Regions from separate parts of the Homo sapiens genome. Here regions 2 and 3 are each linked to region 1. Evidence: read pairs that join two places in POLR2A ChIA-PET (ENCODE). Cell type or tissue: CD4-positive, alpha-beta T cell. All regions are shown on one strand. Each heading gives the region's core, and the rest is flanking DNA. Links, peaks and the distances in the headings are about the cores only. Region 1 has its middle 25 kb from the start of LRRC8C-DT. Region 2 overlaps LRRC8C (leucine rich repeat containing 8 VRAC subunit C). Region 3 has its middle 41 kb from the start of LRRC8B.

The links. ChIA-PET counts read pairs that join two places held together with the same protein. Peaks named below come from ENCODE experiments on the same cell type or tissue, not always from the same donor. Only the 100,000 strongest peaks of a DNase experiment are listed, where the experiment ranks them.
Region 2: POLR2A ChIA-PET joins it to region 1 with 39 read pairs; 7 of 35 experiments call an interaction of 5 or more read pairs at or near these places.
Region 3: POLR2A ChIA-PET joins it to region 1 with 11 read pairs; 7 of 35 experiments call an interaction of 5 or more read pairs at or near these places.

The regions. Positions count from the first base shown.
Region 1 is chr1:89,605,426-89,611,162 of GRCh38, forward strand. No RefSeq gene overlaps it. Among named protein-coding and RNA genes, the nearest start is that of LRRC8C-DT, 25 kb to the right of the region's middle. In CD4-positive, alpha-beta T cell, for the core only: a CTCF peak has its summit at 2,886; DNase peaks (open chromatin) are centred at 1,946, 3,026, 3,676, 4,926 and 3 weaker places; H3K4me3 peaks cover 3,085 bases; H3K27ac peaks cover 4,860 bases.
Region 2 is chr1:89,655,624-89,661,360 of GRCh38, forward strand. The region is part of intron 1 of LRRC8C (leucine rich repeat containing 8 VRAC subunit C); the gene reads left to right. It also overlaps the pseudogene LOC100505788. Among named protein-coding and RNA genes, the nearest start is that of LRRC8C, 25 kb to the left of the region's middle. RefSeq lists a silencer at 2,468-2,527. In CD4-positive, alpha-beta T cell, for the core only: no CTCF peak of the experiment used is centred there; DNase peaks (open chromatin) are centred at 2,478, 4,208 and 4,698; H3K4me3 peaks cover 1,414 bases; H3K27ac peaks cover 4,363 bases.
Region 3 is chr1:89,481,247-89,486,983 of GRCh38, forward strand. No RefSeq gene overlaps it. Among named protein-coding and RNA genes, the nearest start is that of LRRC8B, 41 kb to the right of the region's middle. In CD4-positive, alpha-beta T cell, for the core only: CTCF peaks have their summits at 2,165 (motif pointing right) and 2,368; a DNase peak (open chromatin) is centred at 2,215.

The sequences.
Region 1 (5,737 bases), core at 273-5,272:
GAGGAGGGACGGCCAAGAAATGGCTGAAGAAAGGCCATTCCCAGGGCTGTACCCACATCTCTTAGAAGTAGCAGGTAGTCAGGGAACATAGGATGGAGAGTTGGGTTCCCCATTGTTCACAGGAACTTACCCAGTACCCATTCAAGGACCTACTGGGAATGGGGCAGTAAGGGTCTTCTTTGATACCATCTGCCACAGCCACACCCTTGTCCGTTCTCACCACAGCCAGGCAGCATGACTTAAAGGAGGTCTTGTTTCTTGTAACTATAGATAGTAGAAGCTTGATAAAATGAAATCTAAGGTCATAAGACTGGAATGGTGTCAGCCGCAGAAACGTCTCTGTCACCTTGTGTGAAAGATGCCCCCAGCCTCAGTACCTTTTGGAAGAGACCTTGGCAAAAATACAGCTGTTTACATGTGACTCACCAGAAATGTGAATGTTCTTGCCCTTTTGTGCCCTGTGGGATTTAACAAAGCAGCAATGTGACCTGACCCCAGTGGTTTTCTTTTGGCCAGAATCCAAGTCCTCCAGGCAGTGCTGGACTTCCCACATGCATTCCTGCCAGCCCACTATATGGAACTACAGGGCAGTCCTCTCTGCCAAGCCTTTCTAACCTCTATGTCTTTGTCCAGGCTGTTCCCTCAACCAGAAGTTCCTTTTTTCCATACATACACATATGAATAAACCTCAATTCATTCTTCAAGACTAAGATGATATCACTCTATAACTCCTCTAATCACCCTCTTTCCCCAAATTGGAGTTAGTTATTCTGAACCCTTATACCAATGTAGTGAGGTTATGGATTTCCCGCTCAGTCATCTGAAGGCAGAAACCAAATCTCGTTCATATTTGTGTCCCCTTCCACTAATATAGTATCTGCACCTATAATTTGTTACAGTATTCTACACTGTAGGTGCATAATGAATAAATAGCTGAAAGCTGGGCATTTGCAAGGTGTGTGCTGGCCAGTGGGTCAGCCAGGATGCCTAAGGGCAAAGGCACATGCCAGAAACCACTAATGGAGACTTTTGTGGACAAATTGTTGAAACAGTGAGAAGTTGTTAAATCCTTGTGGGTAAGAAAATGGCATAAGGAAGTAGTACTTTGGATACAGTCTTTGAGGGCATGGGTACAATGATGTTAAAGGAAGAAAACTGACATTTATTCTATAGATGGGGGAACTGAGGCTTGGGGAAGTTAAGTGATTTGCCAAAAGACACACAGCTAGTAAGCAAAGGAAACTGGTTTAGAATCTAGATCTGGTTTCAAAGTTTGTGTTCTTAAACAGTATGTGAAAACTCAACCACATCTGCATACACTACCTTGAACTAGTGTCCTTTAGATCTTCAGGGTATTCCCCTCCCAACTGTGTTAAGTTTGATGGCAGAATATCACTAGCCCTCATGGGGCCTCAGTTTCCTCTTCAGTAAATGAGGATAGTTGGGCTAAGTGACTCTAAGGCCACTTTTAGGCTCTGAGATGCTATGATTCTCTGTAGAATACAAATGGACTTTCTAACCTGGAAGTCAGCTTGGTCAAAACATGAGCGTACTTGTGTATTGGGCCTGAAAATCCTTCTCAGGTGTTGCAGTCATGATTCCAATACACACAAAAAGCTGGGAACTATTATCTTAGAGGTCTAATCATTTGTCCCAAATGAGTATTCAAATACACTCAGGCATCTAAGTTTTCTGAACTCATAGAAAGTTCCTGTTTATCCGAAGTCTACTTAAGTCACAGCAAAGTTTCCACTCATTCTCCAGGCTTTCCATGTTATTCCAAATCACACTGAAATAAAGTTCAGTATTGCATTACCCACACCTATGGCACCCAACCCCCAGGCCCCCACCACCTCACCCCATCACACAAGTCTCAATCAAGCATACATGCACTTCTCTGACACTAGGCTGAATCTTAGGGTGGAACACATCTGAAAATGTCTGTGTGGTTCAGAATGAACTCTGAAAAAGTTTCCGCCCATACCATTGAATAACATCCTGTTGTTTTGGCTTTTTTTTTTCTATCAAATCTGTGCAATAATGCCTTTGATTTGGCTTTCATTTACAATGATCTGCCTGATACCATTTCTCTGAAACATTCGGAACCAGATACAATCTTATTATAGTCAGCTACATAAAGTGGACCTTTCAGAGCATAAAGAAACATCTGTCCTCCATCTGTTGTGCCTGAAAAATAGGACTTTCAATAGAGCACTTTGTAGGGCACTAGTGCTTTTAATGGGCAAGAAATCCATTTCTGACTAAAATCTCAATAAATATATCTAAAAGAATATTTTCATCTTACAAACTGTCTTTCAAAGAGCACTTCAAAGGCCACTCTAGCAAAGTGGCATATTAAGAACATCGTCTCTAGACTCAGCCAAACCTGGTTCAAATACTTGCTTTGTGGATATACTGGCTGTGTGATCTTGGAAAGTTATTTAACCCTGATAATTTTAAGTTTTCTCGGGGATGTAAAATAGAATGCTAGCATCTACCCTGAGAGATAATATTTTTAAAGAGACTGGCACATGGTACAGCACCAAATACACATCAGCTGCTGTTCCTGTTTTGTTATTGCTGCTAATACTAGGAGCGGAATGGCCTGATTCCTGATGCAGCTGAATGAACACGGGATTTGGAATCAGAAAACCTGATTTTGCACTCTACCATTGCCACTGACTAGTCAGATGACCCTGGGGAAATCACTGAATGCTTCTCAACTTAGCTTCTTCATCTGCAAAACAGGGAAAATAAAAATAGCTATCTCACAGATAACAACTGTGAGGTTCAGATAAGGTGATTTACGTGAATTTCCTTTGCTAACTTCTAAACTCTGTACATATGAGTTCCTTGGTGATTGTTAGTGTTATGGGCTGAATGTTTGTGTCTTCCCCTAGAATTTATACATTGAATCTCTAACCCACAATGTGATGGTATTAGGAGGTGGGGTTTTGAGGGGTAGTTAGGTTTAGATGAGGTCACGAGGGTGGAGCCCCGTGTTAGAATTAGTATCCTTACAAGAAGTGACTAACAGCTCGCTCTTTGTCTGTGTGTGTCATGTGAGGACACAGCAAAAACTCAGCCGCCTACAAGCCAGGAAGAGGGCCCCCACCAAGAACTGAATCTGCCAACACCTTGATCTTGGACTTCCTAGCCTCTGGAACTGTGAGAAACAAAGTGTCTGTTGCTTAAGCCACCCAGTCTAGGATACTTGTTATCACAGCTCAAACTGACTAAGACCGTTAGTAACAACACCAGAACTGAAGAATGTATCAAATTTTCTTATTCAGAAATTTTTATTTACAAAAACCTTAGTGACGTGCTTAAGTAATTGTAGCTGATTTCCACTTAGTCACGGAAGTGAGGACTCTTTGCAGGGACTAAGGTAGCATCAGGTGCAGAACGTCTGCCTTTCCCAACAAAACTTTGTCATCACTGTGTACTCACCTTAGACCTGGTCTCTGTGAATGTTTAAAATGTGACCTTTCTGTTGGTGATGGGTCAGGAAAAAATAAGAAATTAAGAAAAATTTTAAAAACGTGTCCTGGTCTATTGCCAATGTATCTGAAGAGGTAGTGTTACGGGATCTTTGGGGTGTCACTTTTCTGGCCGGAAACCTCTGTGGCTGGTGGTGCCTTTGTCTGAGTTTTGCTCGGCCCGCTAGGCTTGTTCCACCCACTCAGCCTGGCAGGCTGCACTCAGCTCACGATACCGGTCTGGATCCCATGCCCCTAAGGGAGACTGCGAGTCAGGCGTGGAGTGGCAAGGGATGTGTAAGCGAGCATGGGGTCTGGCCACTGCGCAGTCAGACATGCCGGCTGCTACCACAGGGCGGGCAGCTCCACGTGCCAGCACAGGCACTGGTTCTCTGTGAGGCTGCAGCTGGACCAGGTGCACCACGAGCAGCTTCCTTGGCTGGCACCAGGGAATGTAGTGGCACCCAGAAACTTGGAAACATCAGGAACTGCAGAGCCCCAAAGAGGGAGTCAAAGCCCTGGCTCTAGGAGCTCCCAGGTCTGGGCTTCCCGAAGGGTCACAGCTCTTCTCTCCTTTTCACCCACAACGTGGCGAGCAAGGGGCATGTTTCAGCCCTGTTGGGGTTATAGATCTTTTAGCTTCGCCATTGGGCAGGCCCTGAGTTCTTGACCTGCGACCAGGAAGAATGAGGTGCACAGACAAGTGGAGGGTGAGCAAGACAAAGAGGAGCTTTTTTGAGCGATAGAACAGCTCAGAGGAGACCTGCAGTGGGTATCTCAGCCAGTGTTCAGCTCTCATCAGAGAGGGTAGCTCCTCTCTGCTAGGCAGGTCATCCTGATGAGTGTCTAGCTGTCAGCAGAGAGGGTAGTTCCTCTCTGCAGCTGGTCATCCCATTGTCTTCTCAGCTCTCAGCAGACGGGAGACACTGAGGTGGGTAGTTCCTCTCTGTAGCGGGTCATCCCACCATTTCCCCGTCCTCTCTCTATCCTCTCTCTGTCCTCTGCCGGAGTCTGGCTGAATCCAGGGTTTTTATGGGCCTCAGAGGGGAGGAAGTGTGTGCTGATTGGTCCATGGGTGGCCATGGGCTGGCCCAGAAAAAGCACTACAAGTCCTCCCTCCGGTCCTTGGAACTGGCAGCCTGGCCCTCAGGCTTCGAGTCCTCCCTGGTTTGAGGGTGGGGCTTCACTAGGCACCAGTCCCCTTCCACCCAGGAGCCAGTCGGCCTCCTGCTACTGTTCATGACACCCAGGCTGTTCATGCCAAGGGACACCTGCAGGCCAGCACCAGGCTGTGCTCAGCACCCGCCTCGGCATCCCTCCCCACTGTGCTTGTCAGTGCCCAAAGTCCAGAGGGGGCTGAGGCGGCAGGGGCCTGGCATGTCAGCACTGCCTCGTGTGTGTGTACACCCAGCCCGGCTGTGACATCGCCCACACTTGGCCTCAACTCCACCCTGTGATTGGAGCCAACAGCAGGGAGAGGCCAGGCAGTGGAAGCAGACACCTTCAAGCCTACGGGGGCTAACAATGGGGATTCCCAGGTCCCCTGAGAGTGCAGAGATGCCCGGGTCTGCAGCTGCAACCTGGGCGGCCGTAGAGGCGCCTGGGAGGGTGGGGCTCCTGCCTGCTCCTCGCTCCTGCAGGCTCCGTGGAACGCTGCACCACTCCTGGCCCAGCTCCACCTCGGGGCTCCTCTCTGCGTGCCCTTCTGTGCCCAACCATGCTGCCCCCACACCAGGGGGCAATTCAGCCTGGCCTCATCGTGGAGGCTCCCAGGGCAGCAGGCTCCAGGGGGCTCCCAGGGGCAGGCTCCTCCGGGGACTATCCACCTCCTCCCCACACCTCCCCACAGAGGCGGTAGGCAAGAGAGATGACACGGGGCCAGGGTAACAGAGTGGCAGAGGCTCTGGGCCTGGGAGTGGGTCCCGCCTGGCTGCAGCCAGTGCAATGGCAGCGGCTGCTCTGGATGGCCCACCACTGCCATCAGCAGTAAGATAGAAAAGGGCTGTCAACTTGCCTGCTGGGTGTTGTTTTGATGTGGTAAATGTGAGTTTTTCAGATTGTATCTCCCTTCCCTTCCAAGTGTATTCAAAACAACTAGCAATTCAGCTACTTTCTGCCCTTCTGCGTACCTGATCTCTTTTGTCCATTTTGTAGTATGGAAGTCACTGGGCTGGAGTTTTTTATACCAGTCAGACCTGCCTCCTCAACTTCCCAGCTGTGTTATCTTAGACAAGTCAGGCAACCTTTCTACAGCTCAG
Region 2 (5,737 bases), core at 344-5,343, 50 kb after region 1:
TTATCATATGGCAGAAGCCATCACATGGTGGAATGGCAAAGAGCTAGAGAGAGCAAGAGCCAGAGGGGGCAAATCGACTCCCAAGATAACACTAATGCATGCATGAGGGCAGAACCCTCAAGACCTAAACAACTCTTAAAGATCTCCTTACTACCCTTGCTAACATGTATCCCTTACTTGTCTGTTGAAGATGATTAATACTAAGCCTGCATCCCATCTCAGAGGTGGGGAGGAAGGTATATGGAGGGCTCCTTTAAGGACACAACTCCAAGTTGAGTTCATCTTTTCTGTTTATATGCCATTGGCTAGGACTAAGTCCCACACCATACCTGCCTTCAAGGGGGCTGGAACATGTACTTTATTATTACGTAAAAAGGAGAGGCTAAATACTGGAAAACAAGCAGCTGTGTCTCGACTGTGATGCTGCCATCTTACAGCGAGAGGTACAAAGAGCACAGGGACATTGTAGTAGCTCACAACAAAGATTCAACATGAGGGCTCTTTCAGTGAACTTTCCTGAAGATTGTATAACTCACCTTCCAAGAACTCTCCCTTGAGGGGACATGTTTATCTCACAGATTGCAGCTAGTTTCCTCAGCCTCAGCTGCTAACCATCCTGTAGACCCTATAAAGGCAGCTGTGTTTCTGGATCGCAGTGGTCAGAGGAACAGCCCTTCCATAAGCTGGCAATCTCCACATCATCGGGTCTAACTGCCTGTCAGGTGTGGGGTGGGGATGGGCCCTTGCTCTTAAGCACCTGTTCATTAACTTTATCATTATTGGTATTAGCTATCGAGGCTTTCTTAAAACTTCAGGTCATGCTCTAGAGATGCTAGGTACTGAGTAAGCTCAAAGAGTCACATAGTCAGTGGGGAATCTAGTAGAAATGCACATTTGAGACCTCTGGGTTTCCAGGCATGTAATTCAAGAATTGGGGCAGTTTGGCATTTCACAGAGTTTGGTTTCTATATATCCATGCAACAAGCATAGGTAACACATGGAGTTACAGATAATTGATTGGGAGGAATTGGCCTTGAGGCAATTCTTGAGGCAATGGAAAAAATAGCAAATGTTTTCAAGAGGACACCACAATTTGGGGGTACTGTTCGGCACTTTCCATGAACAGCAGATATAGTGGAACATACAGTAAATTGGATTTTTTAGAATCCAGAAGATTCCCAAGAGAGAAGCCTAGCTATTTTTTTTATTCAAAGTTTATTAAACAATACAAACATTGTTCTAAAAAGCAAGAAGTCTGGAAATATTTTCTTAATTAAATAATGTAGTTGACAATTTTCACATTTACTGCCGGCTACTTATCCAAGTGTGCATGATTCAAAGGGGTTAAATAACCTGCCCAAAGTCACTAGCTAGTAGCCATAGAGCTAGATTTCAAACCTACGTCTTTCTGGCTATAAAACATACATTGTAACTATTTCATTATATTATACAAAATGGTGAGTAGAGATGGCTTCCTTTTATTTTTATTTTTTAGATTAATGTGACCGCTTATGACTAAACTTAGAATTCTGAAAATGCAGATGTCCAATGAGGTAGTAGTATATACATCTAAGGCAATAACAGGAGTCTTTTTTGTTTGTTTTACTGTTGACATATATTGCCTTGGACTAAGGACTTCATATCACCCTAAGTGTACAAAACTGTAATCAGTTCATAGGAAGAGAATTTGTACAAAATTAAAATTTTGTATTAAAGTGCTATTACTATATTGTTGGTATCCTAAATAGCAACATATCCTGTCTTTATGAATGGTTTGCCTAACGTGGTAGTGGGCCCAGGAAGTAGTGACCATTGTGGTTTAGAAGATGCTTAGTATGGCTGAGCATGGTGTCTCACACCTGTATACCCAACACTTTGGGAGGCCGAGGCAGGCAGATCATGAGGTCAGGAGTTCGAGACCAGCCTGGCCAATATGGTGAAACCCCGTCTCTACTAAAAATACAAAAATTATCTGGGCGTGGTAGCACACGCCTATAGTCCCAGCTACTTGGGAGACTGAGGCAGGAGAATTGCTCGAACCCGGGAGGCAGAGGTTGCAGTGAGCTCAGATTGCGCCACTTACTTCAGCCTGGGTGACAGAGTGAGACTCTGTATCAAAAAAAAAAAAAAAAAAAAAGATGCTTAGTATAATGAAAAGTTACTAAGAATTTCTGAAAAATTTTCAGGGGACCTATTCTTCAAAAGAAGGGAAAAATTTTAAACCTGAACTGGAGTCATGTACATATTAGAATATTTTATAAACAAAAACATAGTTGATAAGACGTGTCATTAATGTTAAGCAGCAGATTTACTTCCAGAGGATCTCAGGAATGAAGTGTATGACTGTGTGTAACTTTACATTTACTCAGCTTGACTATGATTTGTTTTTTTATTGAAATATACCATGCTTTCAAAAAGCCCCCTTGTGCCACATCCAAGAGCAGAATAGGTTCTTTATATAAGGAAACCACAAATCTTGAAAACAGCAGTTTCCCTTGATGTTCTTTGGCCACACTACTGTTTGGTTTAACTAGCGTTTCTGGTATTGGAGTTGTTTGAGTCTCAGAATGACTTTGCTTAGAATTTTTATATTTCTGCCCGACCTCTTCCTGTTGACATATTTGAACTGAATCAAAATTATTTGAGTGATCATATAAGCATGTTAAATATAGCATTTGAAAACAGCCTAAGGGTCTGAAATATTAACTTATTCGGGTGTGTTTGCTTGGAAACCTGGAATGAAGACTGTTTGAAAATATATTTGTTTTTAGAATATAATCTAAAAAAGGCTTTAAAAATTCTGAGGCTCAGTAAAGTTTTAAAATAGTAATTATTCATATCTCAACATCTCAGACGCCAAGGCATTTTATGTAGTGGAAATGGGGCAGGTGGTAGAATCACTACATTTTAAAAATATGCAGCTATGTCCTCATTTTAAGGAAGATTATACCTAAATACCATTTCTATTTTTATATCAGGATCACCTATGAACAGGATTTAGGAAATCCTCATTATCTTTCCAAAACTACACAATTGATATAAAATTTAACATTTGTGTCATTATTTTTCATTCTGAGTGATAAACTATAAAATGTTTCTTGAAAATATGTATGTACCATATGCTGAAAACAGGCACATTTCTGACAGGGAAATGAACTACCTGTACTCTCATTTAGCTATTGGGTGAAGTGTAGATTCCACTGTTTAAATTCTTTAAAGTTTATAAGCGCCTGACCAAGAGGCTATAGAGCTAAAAGATTTATAGCCAAAGAATTAGGAGCCACTGCTAATGGAAAAGCAAACAAATTTTTAAAAAAAGTATCTGAGTATGTGTATATTACACTCTAAGTATGATATATATTTAAAAGTGTCTCTGATATTATAATGAGAGTTAATAGGAAATTTTAGGTTGTGTCTTCTCCAGGTTTTTTTTTTTTTTGTGTGTGTGTGTGTGTGTGTGTGTGTGTGTGTGTGTGTGTGTGTGTCTGTGATGAAGTCTTACTATGTTACCCAGTCTGGTCTCAAACTCTGGGGCTCAAGCAGTCCTCCTGCTTTAGCCTCCCAAGTAGCTAGACTGTGTCAGCCCAGCTATCCCAGTTTTTATGAAACACTTCTGTAAAGGAAAATACCCTTTCCTCCTAACTAATTCCTATATTCATTCAAGAAGGAATTCAACTCAGTTTTCAATTGTTTTGTTCTGTTACGGAATGTTAGGTTTAGTGACTTAGATTAACCAGTTCTAAAAACAGATTACCTGGGTTGTATGCAGGCCCCTCTGCTTACTGCTCTGTAACCCCAGGCAAGATATTGACCTTCCTAAGCCTCCATTTCTTGAGTAAGAGTAGGCTTATAGTACCTGGAGCCCAGAGATATTTGGGCGTTAAGTAATGTAATATGTATGATGCTCCTGACACTTCTAAGTACACAGTAAACCTTAGCTCGTGTTATGATGGAGGTGGGGTTTTCCTTTATACATAAAGAGAACTTCATTTTACAGTAACAGTAATTAATTGTTACTGTTAATAAAACTGTCAATAAAATGGTAATGAACTGTTACTCTAAAATAAAATGCTTATAAATATGGACCCCATCAGAACTACAGTTTTAATGTTCAAAGGATCATCTACATTGAGAAACTGTTTTGAGAGGTAAATCATTGCTGTACATGTGGACTAGCTCTGTGTCATGCAAAAGTGTTACTGCTCAGACAACTAGGTCAGGGGCTGGGCATGCCAAAATGAGCAACCTGGTCTCTGCCCTTACAGAATTTACAGTGTGGGAATGGAGATAGTTGAGAATATAAATAACCCAGGGGAGTGAAGAGGTGAAGAGAGCAAGTAGGAAAGTGTTGATCTTGGACTGCTTATGAAAATACTCAGCCACGGGCTTCCAAAATAGGACACTGCAGCTGTGGTCTGAGACCCCTTCAAATATTATCCAAGCAGCGTGCTCTTCTTGAGAGAGGGTGGGCTGTGTGGGGAAGCCTGACAGTCCTGATGTGGTGATCTGGGAATGGGTGGTGTCCAGGTAAGTATTAACCAAAGATGTGATATTAAAATATAAATTCATGGAGTACTGAAATCATTTTAAGTGAGTAAACCCTGCCTTTGATAGGCCCAGATAAAGCTCTGGTTTTTCCCTAAGACCTCACTTAGTGCGTAGCTGTACTTTTTATCACAAACAGAAGAAACAGATGTTTTGGGGAGAATAGGTCTCAACCTCACCTACATGTTGGAATCACTTGAGGACCTCTAAAACAAAACAAAACAAAAACCTCATGCCTGGGCCCCACCCCAGCGGTTCTGATTTAACTGCACCCAGGCATCAGTGTTTTTAAAACTCTCCAGATGATTCCAATGTGCAGCCAAGGTTGAGAGCCACTCTTCCTCCCTATCCTAGGTTTTATTTCCCCCCAGATGTTCCCTAATAAATTTCAGGAGACTAGCTCAGCCAAATTCTGTCAACAAGTTTTCCAATCAGAAGTTATTAATTTAATACCAGTCCATGTGTTTTCCCTTTGAAAACATGTGCACTTTCTGCATTTCAGTAAGTAATGTTGGCTCCTGGAGAAATACTCATCTTAAGCTCCTAGTGGAGCAAAAGAACCTTTCTCATCCAGCACCCTGCCTCCAGACAGCAAGCTCACCATCAAAACATGATTCACTGTCCTATTTTTCACATCTCCTTGGCATGACCAACCCTCAGATTTCGTCCTGTAACCATTTATTTGGTCATTTAACAATGGGTTGTTTCTTCCTAAATCTCTCATGCAGCAGTTTAAAGCCTGTAATGTGCAAAGTTGAAACATTTTGTATTTGGCACTGAAGTCTATCCATGGACATCCAGGCTCTGGACTCCTCTGGTAGCCTTTTGTATTCCTTTGCTTGTCTCAATTTACATAGTGTTTCTTTTTGTTTTGTTTTGTTTTCCAAGTTTCAGTTATTTACTAATCAGTGCAATCGCCAATAGATTACATCAACATGATTTCATGCATTTAGAGGAGAAGTATTTCCTGGTTAAGCGGAAAATTGTGTGGATGGCTTCTGGAAGACCTTCATTCTAAAGCAGCTTTATAGTGAAACATTTGTTAGAAATCTGGACCTTCTTTCTTCAGTTTGCTGTAATCCACAATTACTGAGTAGAACTTGTATTGATCATTGGGAGCCAGTTTGTTCCAGGGCTCTGGATTATTCTTTCTGTCCCAACTAACATCTGGATTGAACAATGCCAGACACGA
Region 3 (5,737 bases), core at 193-5,192, 120 kb before region 1:
CATATGCAAATTTCTGCAGCCAGCTTGAATTTCTCCTCAGAAAATGGGATTTTCCTTTCTATCACATTGTCAGGCTGCAAATTTTCTGAACTTTTATACTGTTTCCCTTTTAAAACTGTATGCCTTTAACAGCACTCAAGTCACCTCTTGAGTGCTTTGCTGCTTAGAAATTTCTTCTGCCAGATACCTAAATCATCTCTCTTAAGTTCAAAGTTCCAAAAATCTCTAGAGCAGGGGCAAAATGCCACCAGTCTCTTTGCTAAAACAAGAGTCACCTTTGCTCCAGTTCCCAACAAGTTCTTCATCTCCATCAGAGACCATATTAACCTGGATTTCATTGTCCATGTCATTATCAGCATTTTGCACAAAGCCATTCAACAAGTCTCTAGGAAGTTCCAAACTTTCCCACATTTTTCTGTCTTATTCTGAGCCCTCCAAACTGTTCCAACCTCTGCGTGTTACCCAGTTCCAAAGTCACTTTCACATTTTTGGGTATCTTTTCAGCAGCGCCCACTCTACTGGTACCAATTTACTGTAGGAGTCCATTGTCCTGCTGCTGATAAAGACATACCCAAGACCGGGCACAGTCGTGGTGGAAGGCAAAAGTCACATCTCACCTGGTGGCAGACAAGAGAATAGAATGAGAGGCAAGCAAAAGATTTCCCCTTATAAAACCATTAGATATCATGATACTCATTCAGTACCATGAGAACAGTATAGAGGAAACTGCTCCCATTAATCAATTACCTCCCACTTGGTCCCTCCCACAACATAAGGGAATTAGGGGAGCTAGCATTCAAGATGATATTTGGGTGGGGACACAGCCAAACCATATCAAAATATAAATGGATTAAGTGTCCCAAATGAAAAACAAAGATTATCATACTGGATAATATTACAAACCTATCTATATTCTGCTTACAAGAGACACACTGTAAAATATTAGAATGAAATGTTGAAATTAAAATAATAGAAAAATGATATACCATAAAAATTTTAACCAAAAAAAACTGGTACAGGTATATTAATATTAGAAACTAGGCTTTGAAACAGAGAGCATTTTTTAAAGATAAAGAGGCTATATATGCCGAACATGATGGAACACTATAGAGCAATTAAAATGGAAGAACTGTAGCTCATCACAACATAGATGAATCTCTCAAACATAATGATGTACGAAAGAAACCAAATGCTAAAGAATACATACTGTGTGGTTCCATTCGTATAAAGATTAAAAGCTGCCAAAATGGCACAAGAAGTCAGAATAATGTGTTCCGGGATTTTGTGCAGGGTCTTTAGTTGTAGCTGACTTCTTGTCTTTAGTTTCTCAGAGGAGTATGTTACCAAGTATTTCTGGTGTTGAAGCTTTGGTATGTGATTCAGTAGGTGGCACTGATAGTTTATTGAGCTGAACACATAATTTATTCATTTTCTGGATTGACATATTTAATTCTAATTTTTTCCATTTTAAAAATAGGAATATAAAAAAGCAGGTCTTTATTTTGTTTATTATGCTTCCACAGTGGAAAGTAGGAGTTGGTAAAAATTATTTTGAGTTGACAAAGTGTGATGATGATATGTAGCACCTGCTGTGATAATCTTAGAAACCTATTAGTAAATGAGCATATTACGGACATCTAAGTTAGATGTTTAGGAAGTGCCTCTTTCATCAACATCACAAATCACTATCAGATAGTGTTACTTTTCTAATTATATTATTGGCTTCTGATATATATTAATATAAGTTGCTTCACCTCAATATGACAATTGAATGATTTATGAAATTATTGAGATTTTATTAATAAATATATATCTCCAAGTAATATCTCTCCAAGGTCATAATTTTGTCAACATACATAATCAGGCATTTCTTATATTTCTGCTTGTAATAATCATACATTGGGACAAAATGAAAAGGAAACAAGCCTTGAGTTCTATACAGACTCTAGTACAAGGAAGAAACAGTAACAATCTCCAACCACTCGGTGATGATAAGGATGTCTTGATGTCTTGATTCCTACTGCTGGTAAGCACATAAAGCAGATAAATTCATGATAAATAAGGTTCCCACTTCTAATGAGTTTCTTGTGGGAGGAAGAAAGCAGTGAGAAACAATCCTTTATTTTTGATGTAACTCTAGAAGAGGAATCTGTGAGAAACAGAATTTCTATAAGTAGATGAACTCTGGCCACAAGAGGGCGATACGAGGCTTGAAGCACACTGATTCCAAGGCTGTGAGATCTATGGCCACACAGTCAGTACTACAATAGAAATCACTAACATCACCTTAATCACTAGCTGCATCCATTCCAAATCCTGTGCAATGTTCTGCCCTTGTCCAAGAAGGATAAAAGGGGTACTCAGTGGCAGTTCTTTTTCCTGCTTCTTGATTGTACTTAATAATAGATTTCTTCCATGTTCTTAATAATAGAACAGATTTCTTCCAATTCAAACAGCCCATATATTAGGGAAAATTGAATAAGCTCTTTATTCCATCCTCAATTCTCCTAGTAAACTTCATTCTGTTCCTACCAGAATAACATGACAACAGAACTGTTCTAGAACCATTCCAGCCTTTTACGCCATTGAATGCTATCTATATTTATTAGGCTAATACTAATTAGTTGACTAATACTAGTCTAATAGTTAATACTAGTCTAATGCTATTAGACTAATACTAGTACTACTAGACTAATACTAAGACTAATATTCTGCTCTACATCTATATGAAAAATAAAATAAAGGGAGAATGAAAATGAAAGTTGGCAAGGTTCTGTAACAATTACATACATCTCTAAGAAGTACAACTATATTATGTCTGTAATAATATTTAATGGCAGCTTTTTATTTTATAAATTTATAAATGTTCTCTATAAAATACTTATTTAGGTTGGAATGGATTGACTTTTCAAAGTTAACTAGAAGTCAACAAAAAGGAAGTATATATAATGACAAGGTAGATGATGAAAACCCTTTGACCGCATATTTAACCACACATCTGAAGACACTTTAAGATAAAGCCATCAGCAAGAGTTGCCCATTTTCACTGCTATGGCAAAAAGAGGCTAATTGATGTCAATGGTTTATAACTTAGCCACAGATGCAAGATATTTTCCTTTTCACCTGAGCTATAGCATAAAATTTAATGACTTCTTCCTTTAGTGCCTTCATATAATACTACTACTTAATTGTTTACTTCTGGGGGAAGTTGGGTTACCGTAAGATATTTTATACATAAAATTTTATATTTTACATCTTAAAGTCACACTGAAAAACAAAGAAGTTAAAACTATCTAAGACTATTTTCTTAAGTCAGCATGTTGCCTGTGGTGGTTTGGAAAGTATGTCCACAAATTATTTGACTCTCCTCCCTTTAAGAGGTATAGCCTAATTCCCCTCCCCTTGAGTATAGGTTGGTTTTAATGACTAATTCCTAACAATTTGAATACACTGAAAGTAACAATATTCACTTCTAAGACTAGGTTATTACAAATCTACAGCTTTTACCCTTGGAATCTGCTTTCTTTGTCCCTGGGGGAAGCCATGTCATGAGCCTTATGGAGAGGCTGATGTGAAGAGGAACTGAAGCCTCCTGCCAACAGCCATAGCTGTCAGTCAAGCAGCTCCTCCAGACTCAGTTAAGACTCAGATGGCAACAGCCCTGGAAGATACCTTGACTGAAGCCACATGAGAAACCTTGAACCACAACTATCCACCTAAGCCTCTCTCATATTCCTGACCCGCAGAAACTATGAGACAATAAATATTTATTGTTTTCAGCTTATATATTTTAGATAATTTTTACACAGCAATAAATGAGGAACATATTGACATATGCTGAATTGGATGGACACATTTCACAGAAGCTTAAGCAAACAACAGACTGGGCCCCTCTTGTTTTTTCAGATGTTTAACAAAAAGATGTTACAAAAATAGACTACATGCTTTTTCTAGTACTACTGCTGTCGCTCTATGACTGTTCATGGCTAACAAAACAAAAGGTACAATTTAATTCGAAAGTTCTCTTAGCTTAACTTTATTTTTTTATCCATATAATAAATTAAGATTCTTCAAGGACTATGAGGGCAACAAATCCCACAGAGGAACACAGAGTTCACCTTCCTATCTAATAGACTGACAAAAATTTATGATTCTAGGTCATTTTAACAGCCCATGTGGGGAGACGGTACTGCCAGACATGGAGCATGATAGAACTGACGACTAGTGCTTATAAATCCTTTTGTTTTAAGAGTGGTTTTTAAATCATTTTTACTAGTTTTCATCTTTATTAGTTAAGATAATTGGTGTTTTTCCCATTTTACTGATAAAGAGCCTGGGAAAGAGGAATACTACATTCCTAAGCCAATCAAATATCATGAGAGTCTAAGTAGAAATCCATATCTCTTTAATTTAGATTAATAAGCATTTATTGAGTTTCCACAATATTCTAGACACTGTGCTAGGCACAGGAGGTACAAATAAAAATAAATATATCTCATTTTCTCCAGAAGCTTAAAATCTAGTAAATTTAAAAGCAAATGGTAAGAGCTATGATAGTAGCAATATATAAAGTACAGTGGAAGCAACGAGGAGGAGCACTTATCATATTCTCTTATGATCAGGGGATGATACCTGGGCTTCAGTTTCTAATGATGAATAAGGATACTTATTTTTCCTATTTCTTTTGTATGCCAAGGAACTCTAAATTACCTGTATCCTAATTCTCATTTGTTTATGAGAACCTTTTCGATTGATCTATTTTGTTGTATGATAGGATTTCAAAGAGGAATTTTTGTCTCACACATCAAGATACAGTAGATACTGAATCCCAAAGTGATTGTCAGACTCTATATAAATTTTCAAATAAAATTATGAGAACCAGTTTTGATACATTTAAAACCTGTCATCCACATCGAAGACATAAAAGGTTGAGAACAGACACAGAGGGTAGAATTACAAACTTACCTCTTGAAAAGAGCTTTGTCCTTCAATTAGGTCTAGGAAGTGTTTCAGGAGACCCTTGAAGACCTTAATCAGTGCTGCCTGCAGTTAGGGAGCACACTGGACTGGTGTGGAACACAAATCTGAGCTCTCTGTGGCAGGATGCTGTGACTGTTTGCCTGAGGGATCCAGAGAGAGACATCCAAGACATTTGCTGGTTTTACAGGAAATGGGATCTGGGAGGATCTCTACCTGGAATCATTATGGCAGTGAGCCTGCCAGGTTAACCAGAGCTTTGGGTAGATGGCAGGAGGATTCTAGCAGAGTCTGGGCTTGGCATGGGCTGTGTAAAATCCAGAAGCTAAGTGGGGAGTGGTGGTGATCAGTAGAATGAGGACACTGCCAACGCTGTGTCAGGTATGGTCAGAGGGGCCCAGCAGGCGAGCTGTCAGAGAATCCAGACTGGCCGCACAGAGAAAAATTTACCTTTAAACGTCAGTCAGGCTCAGAGAGTAAAATGGCAGAATTAAAGCATCAGTCAAGTAAGAACTTTCTAGTCCCTCTCCTTTCCTTTTGTCCTTCCCTGAGCTCTATACTTGGAGAGACCTGACGGTGCTTACGTGGGAAAAGCAGCCCACTGCTCTCCCTGCCAAGGCAGTTTATAAAGCAGCAAGGGATAGAAGGGGGCAGGAGAGAGGAAGGAAGTTTACCTTTAAATAAAGATTAAAATTTGGACTAGAATTTATAATTTCTGAATCAAATTCTGTTTTACAACTTAAACCAACCATGGGATTTT